Linked DNA regions of Homo sapiens: region 2 is linked to region 1. A link is an interaction called in ENCODE POLR2A ChIA-PET data of the cell type or tissue named here. Cell type or tissue: HepG2. All regions are shown on one strand. Region 1 has its middle 36 kb from the start of HAPSTR1. Region 2 overlaps USP7 (ubiquitin specific peptidase 7).

What was found. Peaks named below come from ENCODE experiments on the same cell type or tissue, not always from the same donor. Only the 100,000 strongest peaks of a DNase experiment are listed, where the experiment ranks them.
Region 2: POLR2A ChIA-PET joins it to region 1 with 6 read pairs; 1 of 35 experiments calls an interaction of 5 or more read pairs at or near these places.

The regions. Positions count from the first base shown.
Region 1 is chr16:9,054,576-9,057,075 of GRCh38, forward strand. No RefSeq gene overlaps it. Among named protein-coding and RNA genes, the nearest start is that of HAPSTR1, 36 kb to the right of the region's middle. In HepG2, no CTCF peak of the experiment used is centred here; a DNase peak (open chromatin) is centred at 1,286; H3K27me3 peaks cover 1,080 bases.
Region 2 is chr16:8,898,524-8,901,023 of GRCh38, forward strand. It overlaps USP7 (ubiquitin specific peptidase 7), which reads right to left. Exons shown (of 31, transcript NM_003470.3): 20 at 2,467-2,500; 21 at 2,007-2,107; 22 at 1,081-1,234; 23 at 598-665; 24 at 8-116. Among named protein-coding and RNA genes, the nearest start is that of LITAFD, 17 kb to the left of the region's middle. In HepG2, a CTCF peak has its summit at 1,317; a DNase peak (open chromatin) is centred at 1,297.

The sequences.
Region 1 (2,500 bases):
CCCGAGGAGTTGGCTGAGGGTGCTTTCATGTCGATGATACAAGACACAAATAGAGCGAAATGATTTATTCTGGGTCACTGGTGACTCAGTGTCTGGGAATAGAAACATACTCAGAAACCTTTGCTCTAATTAGTCAAGGTAATTATTAGGCACAATAATTAAGCATGAATGACCTCAGCCAGGCTGTTTTGTAACCTCTGGAATTTAAGACCTGTACTAATTTTGCTTTAATGACAGTATTCGTTGTGGCTTGCCACAAACCCTTTTTGCTTTTCCTGAGAAATCAAACATATTTGCCTCAAAATATAGTATTTTCAATGATGAATGCTTTGATTGACTCACTGTCACATTCTGGAGTCATTCCTTACATTATTTCCCTCTAATATAATTTTTGTTTTTGTGGGATTCTTCTTTTGTGTTTTAGTTTTTGGTTATTTTTACAGGTCAATTCTAGTCCCATTAGAAACTCCCCCCCAGCCCATTTTATTATTGAATCAATATTTATTGTGGGCCAGGTGTGGTGGTTCATGACTGTAATCCCAAAACTTTGGGAGGCCCAGGTGGGAGGACCACTTGAGGCCAGGAGTTTGAGACCAGCATGCACAACATAGCAAGACCCCATCTCTACAAAAAATAGAAAATTAACCAGGCATGTTGGTGTGTGCCTGTGGCTGAGGCAGAGGATCACTTGAGTCCAAGCATTTGAGGCTGCACTGAGCTATGATTGTGCCACTGCACTCCAGCCTGCGCAACACAGCAAGCTCCTGTCTAAAAAAAAAAAAAAATTCCACCCCTTAGTGTAGGCAGGGTTCTATAAGGAACAAAACACAGTTCCCACCTTGAGAAACTTCTCTAGGCTGGGCGTGGTGTCTCACACCTATAATCCCAGCACTTTGGGAGGCCAAGGTGGGAGGATCACTTGAGGTCAGGAGTTTAAGACCAGCCTGGGAAATATGGTGAAACCTTGTCTCCACTAAAAATACAAAAATTAGCCAGACGTGGTGGTGGGTGCCTGTAGTCCAAGCTACTTGGGAGGTTGAGGCAAGAGAATCGCTTGAACCTTGGAGGCGGGAGGTGGAGGTTGCAGTGAGTGGAGATTGTGCCACTGCACTCCAGCCTGGGCAACAGAACAAGACTCCATCTCAAAAAAAAAAAAAAAAAAAAAAGAGAGAAGAGAAAAAACTTATCTACGTGTGTAATTGGTAGTATGAGGAGGATTTGTAACACTTTATTTATTCCTTTAGCATACTGTTTGCTATGACCTCACTCAGCCAACATCTCCTGTGGTCTTACACCAGGCAAGGCTTGGCAATGTATGAGTTTGCTCCTTTAATCTTCAAAGCCGACCTAGAGGAATGTGCTATTATTAGTATTATTATTCTTATCCCCAGTTTGCAGATGAGAAAACTATAGCATGAGGGTTTAAGTAACCTGCCCCCAAATCACACAGCTGGTAGTTAGATGATGGTGGCAGAATCTGAACCCAGGGAGTTGATATCTGAGCCTGTGCTCTTACCTTCATCCTACTCAACTCATGATACTACAATTTGTGATTGTCTAAAAAGGACCTTAACTTCTCTAATATTGCACATTGCCCCTATATATTCATGCAACGAGCATTTGCTGATGGTTTGAGACCCTGGGGCCAAATCCTGGCTTGGTCAGCAATTAGGATTGCAGATTTTGGTAACAAAAATACAGGTCAGGGCCGGGCGCGATGGCTCACACCGGTAATCCCTGCACTTTGGGAGGCTGAGGTGGGCAGATCATCTGAGGTCGGGAGTTAGAGACCAGACTGGCCCACACGGCGAAACCCCGTCTCTACTAAGAATACAAAAATTAGCCAGGCATGTTGGTGGGTGCCTGTAGTCCTAGCTACTGGGGAGGCTGAGACAGCAGAACCGCTTGAACCCGGGACACGGAGGTTGTAGTGAGCTGAGATTGCACCACTGTACTTCAGCCTGGGTGACAGAGCAAGACTCAGTCTCAAAAAAAAAAAAAAACACAAAACACAAAAAAACAGGTCACCCAGTTAAATATAAATTTCAGATAAACAACAATTTTTTTTTTTTTTTCGAGACAGAGTCTCGCTCTGTCGCCCAGGCTGGAGTGCAGTGGCACGATCTCGGCTCAAAGCAAGCTCCGCCTCCCGGGTTCACGCCATTCTCCTGCCTCAGCCTCCTCAGCAGCTGGGCCTACAGGTGCCGGCCACCATGCCCGGCTAATTTTTGTATTTTTAATAGAAATGGGGTTTCACCGTGTTAGCCAGGATGCTCTTGATATCCTGACCTTGTGATCCTCCTGCCTCAGCCTCCCAAAGTGCTGGGATTAAAGGTGTGAGCCACTGCACCCGGCCAACAACAATTTTTTTTTTAGCATAAGTATGTTCCATGCCATATTTTATTTTATTTTATTTTATCTGGCAACCCTGCAGGGAATTGCTGTGTGGCCTTGGGTAGGTCTCTCAAACTCCCTGGTCTCAGATTCCTTGTATTCAAAA
Region 2 (2,500 bases), 160 kb before region 1:
CTCATACCTGCTGATAGTAAAGTTTCTTAGGTTGTCTAGGCTTGAAGAACTGTAGAAGATCTCTTAAAGTACCTTCATAATTATGTCTAAGAGGATTACCTGGGCCATCCCTATAACTACACAAGAAAACAGCATATAAATAAATGACTTGTTTATTTGCCTAAAAACAAATATCTGTGAGTGAGCATAAAAGCAAACCGCTGGCCTTACACCTGGTCTTGAAATTTGGACCTAGCATGGGGTTTAACTTAATACTCCTGTTTCCCAAGAACTAAGTCCCACTCGCTGTCACACTTGAATGCTCTCTGCAATAGTGACAAAACACACAGCAGCCTGGCAGGACTGACCAGCTGGACACATGGGAGATGCACTGAGGATGTATCTAAAGTCAGTCTGGCTTTGGATGAGGCTGTCAATTATTTTAACATCTCAGAGTAATGTGGTCAAGATGTGAGTGGTGACAATTCTGAAACTAAGCAAGAAATGGACTGTCAGGTGAAATGGCGAGCTAATTATTAAAATTAGTTCCAAGATGTTTCAATGAACTGTGGAAAGCATGCAGTCAAGACCAAGCAAGTGTCCACACATGTGACCTACCCTTGAGACTTGAAAAACTGCAGCAACATTGGATCTGTGTTGAGCCTCTGTGCAACTGTCTTTGCAACCTAAGACACAGAAAGGAAGGTTCACATTTTGGGGAAAAATTGAAACTTGGTCATAAACTTCATGCTTAATTACTTAAAATGTGCCATGAGCAGCCTGAATTTAAATTCCCTAGAAATTTATTAAACAGGAATAAACTATATTATTCCTTAATGAATCACCATGGGAGTAGCATATCTGATGAAGATAACTTTGGAAAGGGTTTTCACTTTTAATGGTGAGGTCTACAGGTTCTTTTCTGATGGCGATTATTCTAGCTCCCAAGGCAGAGAGCCTGAATCCATCAGTGGGAGATTTCCTCGGGCATAGCCCCTTCTGAACCAAAACCATGAGATAGCTTCTTCAACAAGCATTTTAAGAAAGAAATTTGTCTTTCTGGAGTGGGATCTGAAGAGGAAAGGAGCATTTATTAAATACCTGAAAATAATTCATTCTATTTGATAACGTAACCACAAATCCAGGATCATTAGGGATTGTTTTATCACAGAAAATGACATCAACGCGGTGGTAGAGATCTCGGAAATACTCCTTTGCGGTGGGTAATTCACTGTTATCATTTTCAGGGTCATCCCTGGTGGAGGGAGAAAGTTTGCAGTCTGAATCAAAGTCCATGGCAGGGGGTAGCTGGTAAAAATGGCATCATCTTTTACACAACAGTGACACCAACAGGCTCTCTTGCAAGATAAATTCAGGTTCCCCTTTGAGGGGGCCAGGCATCTGCCTGAGCTCCCTCTGTAAGCGAGGCAAGTATGCATGGGGATGCACTGAGCCAGGCGCAATGTAGTGGCTTTACATTCTCATCCCACTACAAAACAAAACCCCCTTAGGTAACAGCACCTGCTCTCCTCTACAGGAGCAGACCCAGACGCAGTGTCTTGCCCACAGACCTGACAGGTGGTGGAGCCCAGTCTCTGACCGTGAGTCAGGAAATCTGGGCTTTCGTGTGCCATCGAGCCACTTTCAGACACTGAGTGTCTAAGACCAAAGACTGGCTGGTTTACATGAAGACAGACTGAAATGAATTACCCAAGTAGGTACATTCTAAGGAGTTTCGATTTCATAAATCTCAGGGGAAGGAAGCAATTGTTCCCACTCTACTAATAGTTGCCACGTGCACTTGAGACATTTTAAGGAATTTTTAAGAAATTGAGAAGAGCTTTATGAGATGAAAATGTTCACCACACCTAATTTCAAAACCCAGAGAAAGCCTCTCAACAGTTACATTAAAAAAAACAAAAACAAAAACGTGGCTCGGGATCTAGGTACAAATGTTTCTTGGTTCTACAACTTAAAAAAATCCTGAAATTAGTACAAAGTGATACAATCCTTCACAAAGTACATACTTCTGAAATACTATGATGTCACCATCCATTAGTTCATCAAGGGCTTTATCAAGAGACACGTCATAGTCCTGAATTCTCTCTGTTAAATTCGGTTTAACTTCCTACAGTGAAAGATATAAAATTGTTACACTGCAAGTTTGTCTAACGTTTAATATGGCCAGATAGTCTTCCATGTACTTAAGTATTTTCTCTACACCCAATTCTATCCACCTTTTAAGTTAAAATGTTAACAGGAAAAGCTAAATGAATAAATCCACAAATATGTAACAATCAGATTTGATTCTACAACAGGTAAAAAAAAAAAATTCACAAATCTAAATATGTCATTCTCAAGATCATCTGAGGCCCTGAGTTAGCTGGTAGACCTAACACTGTAACAAATTCGGGGTAAAAAGAACAAACAAAACCCTCCACAAACTACTAAGAATATACTAATTATGGAAAAATAAACCATCCAAACCTCATAGAGGATAAGGCTAGTATCTTGAATAAAT